Regions from separate parts of the Homo sapiens genome. Here region 1 is linked to region 2. The links are chromatin contacts, found by Hi-C or POLR2A ChIA-PET in ENCODE. All regions are on one chromosome and are shown on one strand. The core of a region is the stretch at or near the end of the contact, and the rest is flanking DNA. Distances in the headings are between cores, read along the strand shown. Region 1 has its middle 11 kb from the start of CCNQ. Region 2 holds the start of DUSP9 (dual specificity phosphatase 9).

What was found. A loop is a pair of places that touch in the nucleus more often than their neighbours do. ChIA-PET counts read pairs that join two places held with the same protein, here RNA polymerase II (POLR2A). Pooled maps may share reads with other maps.
Region 1: a map of IMR-90 shows a loop between it and region 2 (15-fold over the local background). The contact joins the enhancer-like site here to the promoter of DUSP9 in region 2. A Hi-C loop is called at or near these places in 18 of 168 maps with a recorded cell type or tissue (B cell, CD4-positive, alpha-beta T cell, CD4-positive, alpha-beta memory T cell and 11 more), 20 of 37 single-sample maps with no recorded cell type and 25 of 50 pooled maps. POLR2A ChIA-PET finds 5 or more read pairs at or near these places in 8 of 52 experiments (A549, B cell, CD4-positive, alpha-beta T cell and 4 more).

What each region holds. Positions count from the first base shown.
Region 1 is chrX:153,607,533-153,613,102 of GRCh38, reverse strand. It overlaps the pseudogene MRFAP1P1. Among named protein-coding and RNA genes, the nearest start is that of CCNQ, 11 kb to the right of the region's middle. RefSeq lists a silencer at 3,015-3,124. Within about 2 kb of position 2,175, at least 6 of the 41 ENCODE cell types and tissues checked have a DNase peak (open chromatin) inside an H3K27ac peak, as active enhancers do.
Region 2 is chrX:153,645,058-153,650,376 of GRCh38, reverse strand. DUSP9 (dual specificity phosphatase 9) reads right to left here and starts at 3,174. Exons shown (of 4, transcript NM_001318503.2): 1 at 2,952-3,174; 2 at 2,051-2,458; 3 at 690-1,145; 4 at 1-397. The coding sequence starts at 2,423. The coding sequence ends at 72.

The DNA.
Region 1 (5,570 bases), core at 926-3,425, 36 kb after region 2:
AAGTGCTGGGGACATTCACACTGTGCCCTTGGGGTCCCAGCACCCACACTTTGGGAGGAGAGAAGACTTCAGGTGACGTCCACCCACCAGCTCCGTGTGCAGCCCTGTCCACCCACAGCCAGTTTGCCTCATGGCTAGGTCACCTCCAAGCCTGAATTTGGAATTCAAATGAAGGAGTTTATTTTTACCTTTTATTCAACAGCGGCTGTAGCTTAATCAGTTCTCTAATGATCAATTGTTCTGGTTTTAAGAAATCAAGCACTTTGAAACCAATTCACTGAAGGCCCTTCTGTCTTTGCGAACGGATTGCTTGTCAGTCGGGTTAGGGGCTACTTCCTCTCCTGGGGGCTCTTTTTCTTCTCCTTTCTTCTAAAGTAGATGATCTGGTTGCCAGAGCCTTTTGCACAGGGTTGCCCATTTGCCCTTGGGCTGGCGTTGCCCCCTCTGGCTCCAGGCGATTGCTCCCTGTGCCCGCAGCTGTCGTGCCCGGCTCTGTGAGGGGAAGAGGGAAGCGAGGCAGTGTGGCCCCACACTTGGCTGCACTGTGTGTTTCACTATGTTTAATGCACAAAGAAAAACTGCATCAGGACACACAAAATCAGTCCAAAATATCTTTTTTTTTTTTTTTTTTCCTTAGACGAAGTCTCACTCTGTCCCCCAGGCTGGAGTGCAGTGGTGTGATCTCAGCTCACTGCAACCTCCGCCTCCCGGGTTCAAGCAATTCTCCTGCCTCAGCCTCCTAGAGTAGCTAGGATTACAGGCGTGTGCAACCACGCCCGGCTAATTTTTTGTATTTTTAGTAGAGACGGGGTTTCACCATGTTGGCCAGGCTGCTTTCAAACTCCTGACCTCGTGATCCCCGCCGCCTTGGCCTCCCAAAGTGCTGGGATTACAGGCATGAGCCACTGTGCACGGCCAGTCCAAAATATCTTAATAAAGTATGCTTATTTCTAGGAGAAAACGATCTTAGGAAAAGGTCTTTATCCAAAAGGACAAGAATTCTCTTGGTTTCCTCAGCTCAGGGGAGAGGCCTGAGTAGAGAAAACAGAAAGGACAAGGGCAAGATGCCCCAAAGGGGTAAGTGCCCTCCTGGCTCGTCTTGGCCTCTGGCCCCGGCAAGAATCACACACTTCCCTCAGGAGACCAGCCTTACTCACTCCCACAGAAGCCCGGACGGAAGCAGGCTGCCCTTAGGGGAATGCTGTGTTTTTAATCCATAAAATGCCAAAAAGCTGGGAGAAAATAAGGCCCTGCCAGAGCTGTGGACACAGCCCGCAGTCCCCGGAGGCTGTGGGGAGAGCTGGGTACGTCCCCCTGGGGATGGGGGGCACGCTGTATTCCTGAGGAGGCACCTGCCTGTCTGCCTGCTGAGGTTTCTGAAGGCAGGACATTTGCTGAGCCTGGCAGGACTGAAGGCACTCTTACCCCAGCTGCCTTCTGCCCTGGGGGCACAAGGTGTGGGGGCCAGAGGTCTGAGGGGGTCCGGTAGACGCTGGTGGGGCCCAGAGAGGACAGCGCTTCCCAATCCCAGAGGGTCTTTAGCCTCAGCAAGGAAGGGGCTGAGCCTGCCCTCAGAAAAGGGCGACCCCATTGGCAGGCATCAAAAAGCCCAGGCAAAGATGGGGCCCCTCTCACCCCCTCACCCTGGCACAAGTTCTGCCTGCCCCGGCCCGGGGGGGTGGGGGGTGGGAAGGGAGGGAAGGGAGGTCAGGTCACCTCCTCTCCATTCCAGTCCATTCCAGCCCCAAGGATGGGGAGGGGAGGCCCATGGGATGTGAGTCTGGGCTGAATTTTAATAACTGAAAAGGACCAGAAAAGTTAATGATCGGGGTGGGGGAGGTGTCAGAACACAGTGACTGGCGTAAACAAGCCCTGTCATGAGTTCCACCAACAGGAATGGTCTGGAATGGCCGGCACAGCCCCAGGAAGTGCTGGAGGGGCTGCAGACCCAGGTGTGATCACCCCGCTAGGCTGTGTTGCCCAAGCTGGGGCCAGGCCTCCAGGGCGCCTCCTCACCCTGTCCCCTCCAGATGGGGCAGAGCAGGGAGCAGCCGAGCAAGGACATGCGTTTGAGGACAAGTGGGCAGTACAGACATTTCCCACTCACTGAGGCTAGGAGGCTGGGCTGGGAGCGCCCCGGGGTGAACAGAAAGCACTGGGCTGTGAGGGAGTCCTTGAGCAGACTGGGTCCAACAGGAAGGCTGCAGCGGTGGAACCCCGAGCTCAGCCCTGCTAGTGATTTTCTAGGCTCTGTTGTGCTGTGCCAGCTCCGGACCTGTCAGGAAGCCACCCTTTGCTCTTTCTCTGGCCAGAAGAGAAGAAGGCTCTCCAGTCCTGATGGCCTAGGTCCAGCGCCCAGGCCAAGGGCGCCCCCACAGACAGGTGCTGACTCTAGCATTTGTCCATCTGGCCCGCGTAGCCGCCCTCCGGTGTCTTTAGATCCGTGGCCTTTTCTCCGTGGTGGGCGGGTCTCCAGGGCAGTCTGTCCCCTTCCTCGCGTGGCGGCCTGCTGCACACCAGCGGCAGCAGCATCCCGTCGCGGCAAATGGCTGCCGCGCAACAGGCTGCCTGGTGGCTGAGCGGAAACCATGGCAACGGGAAGCAGGGAGGATATTCCCGTCACCCTCTGGAAAGGGCAGCCTATTTCTGGGACCCGAGCCCAGTTCTTCACTAGTTGTGTATTTTGCTGTGAATTTCGATGCTGGAGACACGGCGTGGAGGGTGCGGGGCTGAGGCAGGGAGGGGGAGTGACCGCCCCCCGCCGCAACCCCGGGCCCGGAGGAGACCCAGCTCCGAGCTCAGCCCCGCCGGATCAGACCCCTCTCCAGCCACACCAGGGGAGGGCGGGCGCTTTGGGGGGCACTGGGGCGGGGTCTGCTTCCCAGTCCTCAACAGAGGGGACCTTTTGGAGCGCCTTGGCCGGGGACTGCCTGGGGCTCCCAGCAGCAGGGGGATGGGGTGGGGGTGGCGAGCTTAGTTCGCCGGACTCAGCGTCAAGCGAGCCCCCGCCGTGCGTGCACACGCGCTCGCGCACCTCCCCGCACGCGCACGCTGGAGCGGTGTGGCTTTTGGTGTAGACGGCTCTGCCCCCTAGCGGCAGCTGCGGTCAGCATGCGGGGCTCCTTCCAGGGAGGGCTTCGGAGAGGAAGGAGAAGGGGTCCAGGGAGGGAATCGCAGGCTGGGCTTGGGGCGGAAGATCCCAGGAGGGGCTCGCGGCGGCCCGCTGCCCCGGCAGCTCCTTTTCACCCGCCACCCTCGTCCTGGGTGACCTCAGTCCCTCTTATGCCTGTCCAGACCTTTCCCTTAGGGGACAACCCCCAGGAAGACATAGGCCCCTCAAACTCCACATGTCACAATGGAGCGCTTCTGCTTCCCACACCCGTTCCTCATCTCGGAGACTGGCACCTTCACCCACCTGGTTGGCCCAGACTTGGGAGAGCTCCTTGATATCTCCTCTTCCTCCTCCCCAACATCCACCTCCTCACTGATCCTGGGGATTCTCCATCCCAAATAGCTTTGAAATAATCCACTTCTGGTAGGCAGAATTTCGGCCCCCATGACCTTCATCCCCGTGTCACGCCCGTGAGTATGTTACATTACATGGCCAAAGGGACTTTGCCGATGTGATTTGGGCTACTCATCAGTTGACCTTAACATAGGGAGAGGAGCTCATACAAGCAGAGCTTCACTGGCCAAGGCCAGAAGCCGAAGTCAGAAAGATGCAGAGATGATGGGAAGAGCTCTTGGCATCATTGATGGCGGGAAGGTGAAACTAGGGCCTATAGCTCCAAGGAACTGAATTCTGCCAACACCTGAATGAGCCCAGTCCACCTGACACCTTCTTTTGTTGGTTTGTCTTTATTTTGAGTTGTGATAGATTCACAGGAAGTTCTAAAGACAGTGCAGGGAGGTCCCATGTACCCTTCACCCAGTTTCCCCATTTAAAGTATACATGCCAGGCATGGTGCCTCATGCCTGTAATCCCAGCACTTTGAGAGGCCATGATGGGTGGGTCACTTGAGTCCAGGAGTTCGAGACCTGGCAAACTGCCTTTACAAAAAAAATTTTAAAGTGTACAATGCAATACTTTAAAAAATATTCATAGAGTTATGTCACCATCACCACGATCTCATTCCAGAACGTTTTCATCATCCCCACCAGGAACCCTGTATCAACTAAGCACTAACTCCTCATTCTCCTCTCCCCCTAAGTCCTGGCAACCATTCGTCTTCCTTTCTATGGATTTGCCTGTTCCAATCTGTCATAGAAATGGACTCATATAATTTTGTGGCCTTTTGTATCTGGCTTCTTTGGCTTGGCATAATGTTTCCAAGGTTCACCAACACTGCAGCATGGACCAGTGTTTCATTGCTTTTGGGGGCTGAATAATGTTCCGTTGCCTGGATATGCCACATTTTGTTTATTCATCTATTGATGGACATTTGAGTTGTTTCTGCTTTTTGGCTATTATGAATAAATCTGCTATGAACATTCGTGCACATGATCTGGTGTGGGCATATGCTTTCAGTTCTCTTGGCTGTATAGCTAGGAGTGAAATTGCTAGGTCACATGGTTACTCTATGTTTAACCTTTGGAGGAACTGCCAGACTGTTTTCCCAAATGGCTATAACCATTGAACATCTTACTAGCAATGTATGAGGGTTCTGATTTCTCCACATCCTCTCCAAACAGACACTTGTTATTTTCCATTTTAATTTTATTATAGTCATCCTAACACGTGTGAATTTTATCTTATTCAAGTTTTTTTTTTTCTTTTTTGAGACAGAGCCTCACTCTGTCGCCCAGGCTGGAGTGCAGTGGCACAATCTCAGCTCACTGCAACCTCTGCCTCCCGGGTTCAAGTGATTCTCCTGCTTCAGCCTCCTGAATAGCTAGGATTACAGGCACCCACCACCACGTCCGGCTAATTTTTGTATTTTTGGGAGACACGGGGTTTCACCATGTTGGCCAGGCTGGTGTTGAACTCCTGACCTAAGGTGATCCACCTGCCTCAGCCTCCCAAAGTGCTCGGATTACAGGCATGAGCCACTGTGCCCAGCCTCATTCTAGTTTTGATTTGCATTTTCTAGTGATCTGCATCACTAATGACTAGTGATGTTGACCATTTTTTCATGTCCTCATGGCACATTGTATATAGTCTTTTGAGAAATGTCCATTTAGATTCTTTACCCAACTTTTTTTTCTTTTCAAGCAAATGAATACTTTGATTAACATGGTAAGTTTTAAAAAAAACATGGTAGGGTTTTGACCTCAAATATTTATCAGGTCTGCTACTTAAATGAACTTATAGCTGGACAATGTATGAACATTGAAGATGCCTCTTCCACTCCAGTTTAGGGTCCAATGTACAGTTCCACACTCTCATCCCCCAGCCCCTCAAGAGTCTTTGCAAATCTCTTTCATTTTATGCCGAGTCCCCGAAATGCATCAGGGTATTACATCAACTTGTACAGAATATCAAGATCTCATCCTCTAGTTCAGGTTCCATGTCAGATAAAGCTGAATTAGGTTGTCCAAACAAACTCACTAGACAGGTTATATCAGATAGT
Region 2 (5,319 bases), core at 1,925-4,424:
TTGCCACACGAGTGGGCAGGGACACCCGTGGGTGGGGGTGGGGCAGGGGCCGGCCTGCCGGCCACGGGGCCCTAGGTGGGGGCCAGCTCGAAGGCGCCATCACTGGTGGGGGTGGTGAAGAAGGAGGGCGGGTTGGAGGCCGCAGATGCCTGCCCCCCACTGCCCTGCTCCTGCGAGTGGCGCTCCTCCAGCCGCAAGCTGCGCTCAAAGTCCAGCAACTGCCCCATGAAGTTGAAGTTGGGGGAGATGTTAGACTTCTTCCTCTTGACCAGGTCATAGGCATCGTTGAGAGAGAGGTGGAGCTTCTGCATGAGGTAGGCCACAGTGACGGTGACAGAACGGCTGACCCCCGCCAAGCAGTGGACGAGCACCCCGCAGTTCTGGGACAAGGCCTCATCTAGATGGGGCAGGAAAGGGCCCGGGAGACCCGGAGGGCAGGCGTGTGTGAGGCCGAGGCCTTCCGAAGGGCCCTCAAAGGCCCCGCCCTGCCCCCTGGGCCAGATGGCCACGACCTGCAGGTTTCTCTAGTGGCCTCTGGGGGCCGCCCTAGCTCTGCCTGTCCCCTAGAACTGTCACCTAGGCTTTTGGCTCTGGGAATGGCAGCGGGGCTTGGGAGGAGTACTCACAAGGGGGAGGCCAGAGCAGGCCTTGGGGAGGACAGGAGGGAAGGGTGGGTGGGGTGGACTCACCAATGAACTCAATGGCCTCCGGAAAGAACCGCGACAGGTTCTGGCTCCAGTGGTCGGAGATGGGGATCTGCTTGTAGTGAAAGTCACCATTCTTCTCGAAGAAGTTTGGGAGGTTGGGGGTGACATTGAGGATGTAGCGGATGCCCAGTTTGGCCAGGCTCTCCAAATTGGCGGAATCCCGGGCACTGCCCAGATAGAGGTTGGGCAGGATCTGGACAGGGAAGGATGCCCGCAGCCCCACTGGTGGGGGTGTGGCACCCTCCGAATCCAGGCCACAGCTCATGGAGTCGCGGTCAGCCTCGGATTCCGCATCAGAGCAGTCGGAGCCCAGGCACAGGCTGCCCAACCCCACCACGGGCACTGGACCGGGCACCGGCGCCATGCTGGAGCCGGCACGGCCAGCAAGGCTGGTCTCACACAGGTGAGGGCACTCGGCCTGGAATCTGCTGAAGCCTCCTGTTGGGGAGAGGGCATGGGGCCTGCTGACCTGGCCTTCTGGGCAGCCAAGTGCCTCTGTCTGGGGCTGGGGAGATGACCCTGGACAACTTGGAGGGTTTGCAAATGTTCCCAAAGGGAACACAAAACCCAGCAGCTTGGTGTGTCCTGGTACCCACGTGGGGCCCTAGCCACCCTCAGTCAGCTCGGGCTGCAAGAAGCTGGGCTCACGCTGAGCCACCGGAAAGGATCTTACACCCCTAGGGTCAAGCTGAGGCAGGTGTGAGGGCTCAACAGAGCCGAGATGCACTGCCAGCCTTAGGGAGGACTGCGGCCATCAGCTAAAGAAAAGGAGGAACTCAGATGTCAGCTCTCTGCCTGGGCATCTCCTGACTCTCAGGGATGAAGTGGGACCCCAAGATGTGGGGGAACTTGGGGGAGAATATGGCTCAAGAAGCCAGCATCTCTATTTACAGATACTATTTCCCCGGGCTGGACACCTGACACTTTATATGCTGTTCGGGAGGCTAAGGCAGGAGGATCGCTTGAGCCCAGGAGGCTTCAGTGAGCCGTGATTGCACCAGTGCTGTCTGACCCCTGCCTCCCTTGCTCATTCCTGAGCAGGTTGGGGAGGTGGGGATACCCTTGCCGAGACCCTGGGGAGCCCGCACTTTGTAATTCGTTCTTGAGCATCCTGAGAACTAGCTCAGGTCAGGCTAATTCTCCCCATTTTCCAGGCTCAGAGACTGGGCTGCCGAGGGTGAAGAACTTCCCCACGGTCACACTCAGGCTTCCCTCCTCTCAAAGCAGCCTGGCAGGTCATCAGGGGAGGGGGGCCTCAACTCGCTTTAGAAAAAAAGAAGTGGGGCTGGCCTAAGGTCAAATGAATCCCGAACCCCCTGGAAGGAGGGCCCCGCGGCACCTACCCTGGAGGTAGTAGGCCAGGTAGCCTTCCTCTCGCAGCTTCTGCAGCAGGGTGCCCAGCACCGACTCGGCCTCCCACTCCTCGGCCTCGGCCTCGGCCTCCCCGCGCCGGCGCCGGCCCCCGCCCTGGTCGTACAGGAGCACGGGGGCAGGCGGGGGCGGCTGCAGCGGCGGCCCAGGCAGGAGCGCGCGCACCGACAGGCTGCCCCTCCGCAGGCGGCGCAGCAGGAGCGCCGGCAGGGCCACGCTCAGCGCCCCACCGATGCGCGCCGACTCGTACAGCTCGCGGCTGCGGCAGTCCAGGAGCAGGAGCCGCGGCCGCGGGGGCGACAGCTCCCGACGCAGCCACAGGCACGAGCGGCCCAGACCCTCCATGGGCGATCGGCTCCCTACACGCTGGACCACGGGCGCTGCGAAGAGAGAGAAGGCGCGGTGTGAGCTACCGGAGGGCCGAGGGGGCTCAGACTTGAAGCCGGCCCCGCGTCCTGAAGGCGGGAGCCCAGGGTCCCCCACCATGAGGACTCCCAACAAGGCGCCCCAAGAAACCCCCCAGGCAGCAGCTCGGCCCGGGGAAGGGTCCTCGAGAAGAGGGCTGAGCGGCTAACCGCCCCTTCGAGGCTCATCTTGGGGTACCCTGAGGTCGCAGCCGCCTCCCTCCATACCCCCTTTCTGCTCCTGTCTCGGTCTTCTCGCGAACGCTCCCCAAGTTCGAGCTTCCGACTCTGGCTGGGGGTGTGCGTGCGAGGAGTGCCGTTCGAGGCCTAGATCTCCCCCAGGGCCAGGTGGGCCAGGGGAACAGAGGAGGCGCCGAGGTGCTGGGCCTCAGCGAGTCCTCTCAGAGGTGGTCTGGCCCCCGGTCCCCCATCTCCCCCTACCCCTAGGAGAGAACAAAAGGAAAGAGACCTGGAGCGAGATCCGGCGGTGGACGACCGCGCGTGGACGTTCTGGCCACGGCCACTGCCACGGCGGAACGCGAGGCGCCGTCCCGCGGCAGAGAGTCCCCAGGCCTGGCCGCCAGGAGAGGGCGGGGCGGCGGTGCAGGCTCGCACGTGGAAGCCGAGCCCCGCGCAGCCCGCGCAGCCCGCGCACCGGCCGCTTCCTGGCAGCCGGACCCAGCTTCCACCTTGGAAACTGCCTTCGGACGTGGAGTTACAACTCCGAGGGGCGGGCCGGGGCGGGGCTCCGGGGGCGGGCCCGGCGGGCCGGTGAGCCAACGGGTGCTAGCCGAAGCAGTCGGGTGGGACCTGCGAGTCGGCTGAGCTGGGGCTTCCACCGAGGCGGGACGGGGTCGGGGCAGAGGCCAAGGGCAGGTCAGGGGCCCAGCAGGGGACCAGCTGCGGCTCCCCTGGCCGGCGCCAGCCTGGCCTCGGGAGGCAGGGGGAGGGGTGAGGACCAGAGCCCAGCCCCTCTGCCGCAGAAGCTGCCTCCAGCCCAACTCACAGGGTGATACTGGAGCATCTTCTCCCCTGCCTGGATCTCAGTGGCCCCATCTCTGTAATGGGCTCAGAGCTAGCAGCTTGGGCAAACTTGGGATGCCACCGAAATCACGGAGGGGAGGAGGAGGCAGGACCAGAAACTTAGTGCAGCTTTGGCCCAGAGGTCTGCTGCAGGGCTAGGCAGGCAGGGGTAGCTCCTGGATACCTACCAATACCAGCCCGCTTCACTCGCACAGGACTGGCCAAAAGCACCCAGGAACCCTGAGCTCCCAGCCCTAAACTGGGGCACTCTGCTCTTATCACATTACTGATCCTAAGAGTCACCCGTGGCTCCCCCCTCTGCCTCCTTCCCTTAACCCCCCTTCGGCTAATCAAAGTGGAAAGAACTAGTTTCTACCTAAATATCTCTCACATCCACGCCTCTCTCCCCTGTCCCTTGCCCTAGCCGAGGGCTCAAATTCATCAGCTTTAGGCCAGGTCACTGTCACGTCTTGCACAACAGTCTCCCTGCCTCCGGGCCTGCAACGACCTGCCCTCCACCCTGCCCTGCCCAGCCCTGCCCAACGTCAGAATGCCATCCACTCAACCAAGGCTGGTGGCCTCCATCCTTTCCTCCATGGGCACAACAGGCGGGACAGATCCACAGGCAGCAAGAGCACTGGACAAGGTCTCAGGTGTGGTGAGCACTGAGGCAGGAGACCAGGGTCAGGGGGAGGTGTCCACAATGCTGATCTGGCTAAAAGTCCCTTCTCTGCTTAAAGCTCAACAAAAGCAAATAACAGTGTTGAAGGAAAATGTACGCCAGATAAGATAAAGCTCATACCCAACTAAAAGGTTAAGACCCCTGTAGATAAATGGGCAAAGAACCTGAAAACACTGCATACTGCAGGAAGGAGGGAATGCGGTGGCCTAACAAATATTTGGGGGAAGGTTCAACTTCAGGCGTGGAAGGAAAGCCACTCCAATAAACAAGTAACAATGACCAACGAGGTAACACTTCCCACCTACTGCATTAGAAATGTTCTCATTTTTGAGAACACGCAGTGCTGGCAAGATTGCTGTGAAATCAGCGTGCTGTTCAACTGTTGCAGGGTTATATATTGGTACGGCCCCTTTGGAAATTAATCTGGCAATATCAAGAGCTAGGAAAAAATCCCAACCCTTTGACCACTTTTGGGAATCTAAGGAACTAAAGTAAAAGAAAGCAAAGTTATGCACACGAGGATGGGCACCACAAAGCATTTTTCTAACAAGTGGAAAATGCAAAGCAAACTACGAGTCTAAAGACTCCTCTCAGGAGCCATGGAGTTAGAGGAGAAAATGTCTCAGGTCATGGTTAGGTAAGAGGGCAGGTGACGGAAAGCTAGGTGGGTCACCTCTAAGGGGCTTCCAGTTTGCCTCTCTCCCTCCCTTTCGGGCAGTGGGCTGCTAGCCGGGGACTCCCAGGACCCTGGCACTGGGCTGCTTTCCGGCCACACCCCCCATGTCCCTGCGTCTAACAAGAGTCCTAATTCCTGCATCCAAGGGCTTTGGGCAGCTGGACTGTGCCCTTCCTTCTCTCACCCAGTGGGCAAGGGCCCCAGCCCAGGCCTCCCTCCTATGCCCCCTGCCCAGATTCTGAGATTCTGCTCATTCTTCAGGCCCCCTCCTCCAGGCAGCCTTCCCAACTCGGAGCCAGTAGTCTCCCTCCTCTGTGCTCCCTAGTGTGGTCACTTTCCCCCTTTCTCAGTGTGTTCCTGGGGCAGGGACTTTGTCTTCTGTTTTCTGTCCACAGCCTAGCTCCACAGTGGTGGAGGTGGACACCGGCACCCAGCCTGGGGGCTGCCTCCAGGCCC